Regions from separate parts of the Homo sapiens genome. Here region 2 is linked to region 1. A link is a loop called in an ENCODE intact Hi-C map of the cell type or tissue named here. Cell type or tissue: OCI-LY7. All regions are shown on one strand. Links, peaks and the distances in the headings refer to the core of each region. The heading gives the core; the rest is flanking DNA.

Region 1 (2,904 bases), core at 153-2,652:
CAAAGGTGCTGTTTTTTTTTTTTTCCCCACTTTGATTCTTAAAGGTTATTTTTGCTAAGAATGAAACTTTAGTTTGCATTTATTCATTCGTTTGTGTTTTGGCACTTTAAAGATAATAGTCTCTTGTCTTCTGGAGAGGTTAGCTGCCAGTCTACTTATTACTGTATTGGAGACAATCTTTTAAGTTTCGCTGGCTTCTTTTGAGATTTTTATCTTTATTTGGTTTTCAGCACTTTTACCGTGATATTCCTAGAACAAGTTCCCTTTGTGTTTATCTGACTTGGGGCTCTAGGGTTCATACTTGTTCCATAATCTGTATTTTCTGTCGATGTTTTGTTCACTTTAGAAAAATTCCTAGCCATGATCTCTTTGAACATTGCTCACTGGCCTCTCCTCTCCTTTTGGGACTCTTATTACCCACGTCTTGTCTGGATCACCGCACTTAATTCTTTACGCCTCCTTACACTCCCTCCTCTGGTTTTGTCTTATTCAGTTTGGACTTTTTTTTTTCTTTTCTTTTCTTTTTTTTTTTTTTGAGTTGGAGTCTTGCTCTGTCACCAGGCTGGAGTGCGGTGGCACAATCTCAGCTCACTGCAACCTCCGCCTCCCGGGATTAAGCGATTTTCCTGCTTCAGCCTCCTGAGTAGCTGGGACTACAGGCATGCGCCACCACACCCAGCTAATTTTTGTATTTTTTGTAGAGATGGGGTTTCACCACGTTGGCCAGGCTGGTCTCGATCTCTTGACCTTGTGATCTGCTCACCTTGGCCTCCCAAAGTGCTGGGATTACAGGAACATTTTCTTTGATTTAAATTTCATTGTCACAAATTCTTTCAGGTGTGCCTTATCTGCCGTTAAACGCATCCTTGAATTTTTTTATTTTTCAGAACTTATTTTTTATAGTTTTCATTTTTTTCACATCCTGGAACATATTAAGCATGGTTTAAAATCTTTGTTTAATGTCATCATCTGGAGCCTCTGTGGCTGTTTCTGAAGGACGGTATATCATACATGAAAAGCATCTCCACCAAGCTGCAGGAACAAGACATGACAGAAATGCTTTGAGGTCTGCAATGTTCTCCTCTCCCAGAGAGACTTGATGTTGGCTCTTGACGGGAGGCGGGTGCTTGCTGTCGGGGTCACCTCCATTGGGTTTTGGGACGTAGGAGGGGTCCGTGCTGGGCTGGCCCACGTTTTACACCTATTTCTAGGTGTGGTCCTCTGGGTTCAGAGCCTGTGGTGAGGGCTCTACCGCTTCTCCCTTTGGTCATCCTGGACTCCCGTTCTCCTGCTAGCTGGAGATGCTCCTGGATGCACTGTTGGGGGTTTCTGGTTCTTGTGGCGCCCCCTGGAGTCAGCCGTGAGCCGGGGAGAGTTGGCCCCCGCCGCTCTGTCCCTCTCAGGTCTTCGTGAGCTCTCTGGTAACTGCAGGCACTTCCTGTGTGTTTTCATTTTGTCTGGCTTTTAAAAATGTCTTAGTGGAGGGTTGGTCTGCGTTATCTAGTCTGTTAGTTTTTAAAAAATATTCTTCATTTCGAAATAATTATAGACTTACAGGAAGTTATGAGATTAGTAATAGAGCCTGGCTGTGCTTCCCATGCTTCCTCCGCGGTGACTCCGGGTATGACAGTGTTGGAGCCGGGACTGCGGTGTCGAGGCCCTGCCTCTAACTGGACTGCAGGCCTGTGCGGTTTCGTGGCTTCATGTGTGTGTGGAGTGGCCATGTGTGTCTAGTTTCGTGCAGATTGATGCCCTGTGTAGATTTCTGTAACTAACTCCACACTCAAATCAGAAACCTGCATCCTTCCCACAGAGACAGCCCCTGCCCTTTGCATTCTCACCCTGCCCCCCTGCCACCAGTCTGTCCCTTCTAGAATATGCCATGATCGACTCGTATGGTCGTGGCATTTCGAGGTGGGCATTTTCTGTGAGCGTGGTGCCGAGACCCCATCCAGCTGTCCATGTGTTCACAGTTTGTGCCTTCCTAGCCCACGGTTGGGTTTTACCAGAGTGTGTTCGACCAGCACTCAGTAGAGTACACTGGGGCTATTTCTATCTGTTGCTGTTGTGAACAAGGTTGCCAGGAATATTCCTGTGCGAGATGTGGGTACAAGCCTTTTCATGTCTACCACTGAGTCCCGTGTGCCGTTTCGTGAGAGGCTGAGGCACCGCTTCATTCCACCGCTGAGCCCCGCGTGCCGTTTCGTGAGAGGCTGAGGCACCGCTGAGCCGCGCGTGCCGTTTTTAACTTGATTATAAAATACATTTAAAGTTCACATGCAGGTGCATCTCCAAGAAAATTATTTTAAAAACTAGTTAAGACTTTCATTTCCCAGTCCTCAACACACATCAGAGCAGTACTCTGTTCAGAGCTGAAAGGATTCGCGCTGGGACAAAGGCGTGTCACTTGAGTGAGTGATGGTGTCACAGGTGCCCACGTGGAAGAAGGTAAAGTCGTATCTAAAACTAAATGTGAGAGTAACTAATAACTTACGCATAAAAACTACCATCATAAAAATCCTCGAAGAAATTTTAGGAGACGTTGTAGGACAGTGTCAGTCTCTGAAGAAAACTTCTTAGTTTAGAAATTTTCAAATCTGCGCAGAAGTAAAGAGAAGTAGTTTACGGGGGGGGCCCAGAGTCTCGCCCGGCGCTTCCTTTCTCCTCCCCTCCTCTGAGTTTAAAGAAGACCCTGAATGTCAGGTCCCAGCAGCCCCTCGCTGGGTTTTTCTAACTTGTGGTAAGAACTGGTTTTCTGGGGTTTTTTGTTTCTTTTTGTTTCCCCCCTCTTGGCATGTAATCCCCAGCTAACAGATTTTATCATAATAATTCCACAAGGTAGAAACAAAAGGAGATAATTATGTTGGGCCTTATATTGAAGAATAGACCATGTGTAGGTTGGTA
Region 2 (2,904 bases), core at 119-2,618, 200 kb after region 1:
ACTGTGGTCGGGGTTGTGTGTATGACACACCCGCTTGGCCCCCAAAGAGCTTGCCGTCTGCTTCCTCATTACCGTACACCAAACAAAGGCCTTGGACATATTGCTGTACGTGTTCTATGTGCACATAAACTTGGAACTGAACACAACCAAACAGGTTGCTTACCTGCAGGACTGTCAGAAACTTTAATGAGCAAATGTTCATTGTGCATCTCCTTAGGCAACAGGGACCTTGGGCTGGGACAGGCTGTGGGGTCTTGGATACCTGGCATGATGGTTTAAAGTATATCTGCTACTTTGACAGCCCTCCTTCCAAAAGGTAGAGCCCGGTTCCTCTCCCCTGAACGCGGGCTGTGCCTCCGGACCTGCCTTTAGTGAGTAGGATATGGTGGGAGTGATGCTCTGAGACTCCCCAGGTGAGGTCAGAAAAGGATGGCTTCTGCCTGGTGCACTCTCTTGTCATTCACTTTGGGGGAGCAGCTGCCCTGTTGCAGGGCCTGTAAGCAGCCTGTGAGGCTCACCCTGTGGGGAACTGAAGCCTCCCCAGCCTTGAGAGGGGGCTACCGTCGACCTACCTCTCGACTGCAACCTCACAGCAGACCCCAAACAGGCTCAGCTGAGCAGCGCCAAACCCCTGAGCCAAAGACCTTGAGGATAATCAACGTTCACTGTTGTGGGAGTCACTAAGTGTTGTTCTGTGGCCGTAGCTAGCTCATGAACCTGGCATGGAGGTTGGGTTCCGTTCTGGTGGATGTGGGGAGGCCTGGGAGGTTACTGTGTGGGGAGGAGACGCAATGAACAGCCAGTGAAGCCTCAGAGATGCCCCTGCAGTAGCTAGAGTGTGAGGGGTGTAAGATAGTGGGAACGGAGGGGCTGGGAGAGCTCCCGGGGAAGAATTTCCCACATCCAGGACGTCTCTTCCTCACTCACGTGCCCAGGCCGTGCCGGGAGAGGTGCTTTGTGAAGCTTGGGTCCGGGAGAGCCGGGGCTCCAGGAGGGATTAGCTCTGCTCGTCTAAACTATTAACATGTCTGCCTGTGAGAAAGTGGTGCTTGCACCTAAGAACAAAGCGCCTTCCCCTGTGCTTGCATAGCGACCCCCCCCATTGCAGTATATTTGATATAAAAGCATGTTCTTTGTGTTTATGCTTAATCATTTTATTATTTTACTAAAGAATCCTGAAAAAGTTGTTGTTCTGTGCAGGTGTGGCCGCAAGACTGGCAGCAGAAAGGCACTTTTGTAAGAAGAGGGATGGGAGAAGCACAGAGGTGGACCTGGAAAAGTCAAAGGGAAGCTGTGGGTGGAAGCTCCGGATGGCTGACCCCGAGTTCCAGCTCAAAGAACAGAGATGGGTGGGGTGGGAAACACAGCGGAAAGAGCGGCCCGTGAACGAGGGTCCTCGGCAGCAGGACCGCCCTCCTCACGGACAGATGGCAAGTGCTGGGGAGGCGGGGGAGGAACCAGCCTGTCACCACCGGCGGGAACGTGGGCGGGCGCAGCCACTGCAAAACAGCCGGTCACTCCTCAGATAACAGGCGCGGACTTCCCACACGACCCAGCAATCCACGCCTAGATGTAGCCAAAGAGAAGCAGAAACACGTCCCCCGTAACACGTGTACCTGGTGTTATTCATAACAGCGAAAAAGTGGAAACAGCCCCAAGTTCATCAACAGACAAGAAAATGTGGTACATCTACCAGGCGCGGTGGCTCACGCTTTAATCCCAGCACTTTGGGAGGCCGAGGCAGGCGGATCACCTGAGGTCAGGAGATCGAGACCATCCTGGCCAACATGATGAAACCCCGTCTCTACTAAAAATACAAAAATTAGCTGAGTGTGGTGGCGGGCGCCTGTCATCCCAGGTACTCGGGAGGCTGAGGCAGGAGAATCGCTTGAACTCAGGAGGCGGAGGTTGCAGTGAGCCGAGATCGCGCCACTGCACTCCAGAATGGGCGACAGAGCGAGACTCTGCCTCAAAAAGAAAAAAAAAAGTGGTATATCTGTGCAGTGTGCTATTATGTGAAAATAAAAAGGAATGAAGCCCTGTCATATGACAACATGGATGAGCCGTGAAAAGATCATGCTCAGTGAAAGAAGCCACACACAGAAGGCCGCGTAGTGTATGATTCCATTTATACGAAGAGGTAAGAAGAGGCAAATCCAGAGACAGAAAGTGGACACTGGTTGCGTGGCCTGGGGAGGGGCTGGGGCGGGGCTTGGGAGGGGTTGGGGAGGGGCTGGGGAGGGGTTGGGGAGGGGTTGGAAGGGGCTGGGGAGGGGCTGGGGAGGGGCTGGGGAGGGGCTGGGGAGGGGTTGGGGAGGGGCTGGGGAGGGTTGGGGAGGGGCTGGGGAGGGGTTGGGGAGGGGTTGGGGAGGCGTTGGAAGGGGCTGGGGAGGGGCTGGGGGGTTGGGGAGGGATTGGGGGAGGGGCTCAGAGGGGCGGGGGAGGGGCCGCTAATGTATGGGGTTTCCTTTTTGTGTAATGAAAACATTCTAAAATTAGAGAGTCATACAACCTTGGGAATGTACAAAAGACCACCGGATTCTACACTTTAAATGGTTGATTTTTGTAGTACAGGCATTTTTTCCTCAATGAAGCTGTTTGAAAAAGAAAAAGGGAAAGAGAGGAAGAGAGAGAGGTGCCAGTTGGGGAGGAAAAGAGGAAGAGGAACCTTGTAGAGCAGAGTGCAGGTAGAACTGCAACTGAAAACAGGAACCTGCGGTGCAAACGGCACAGCGTGCACCGTGCTGCCTGTGCGCTCCCCTGTGCGCTCCCCTGTGCGCTGCCCTGTGCGCTGCCCTGTGCGCTCCCCTGTGCGCTCCCCTGTGCGCTGCCCTGTGCGCTTCCCTGTGGGCTGCCTGGTGCTGCCCTGTGTGCTCCCCTGTGTGCTGCCCTGTGCCCTGCAGG

The links. A loop is a pair of places that touch in the nucleus more often than their neighbours do. Peaks named below come from ENCODE experiments on the same cell type or tissue, not always from the same donor. Only the 100,000 strongest peaks of a DNase experiment are listed, where the experiment ranks them.
Region 2: a loop joins it to region 1, with 2.7 times the contacts of the local background. A loop is called at or near these places in 1 of 110 quality-filtered maps.

The regions. Positions count from the first base shown.
Region 1 is chr17:82,916,504-82,919,407 of GRCh38, forward strand. The region is part of intron 23 of TBCD (tubulin folding cofactor D); the gene reads left to right. Among named protein-coding and RNA genes, the nearest start is that of ZNF750, 78 kb to the left of the region's middle. In OCI-LY7, for the core only: CTCF peaks have their summits at 1,349 (motif pointing left) and 1,565; DNase peaks (open chromatin) are centred at 1,038 and 1,378; H3K27ac peaks cover 256 bases.
Region 2 is chr17:83,117,729-83,120,632 of GRCh38, forward strand. It overlaps LOC101930496 (a long non-coding RNA gene), which reads left to right. Exons shown (of 3, transcript XR_007065980.1): 2 at 1,201-2,140; 3 at 2,575-2,772. Among named protein-coding and RNA genes, the nearest start is that of METRNL, 40 kb to the left of the region's middle. In OCI-LY7, for the core only: a CTCF peak has its summit at 1,372; DNase peaks (open chromatin) are centred at 1,083 and 1,473; H3K4me3 peaks cover 457 bases; H3K27ac peaks cover 1,633 bases.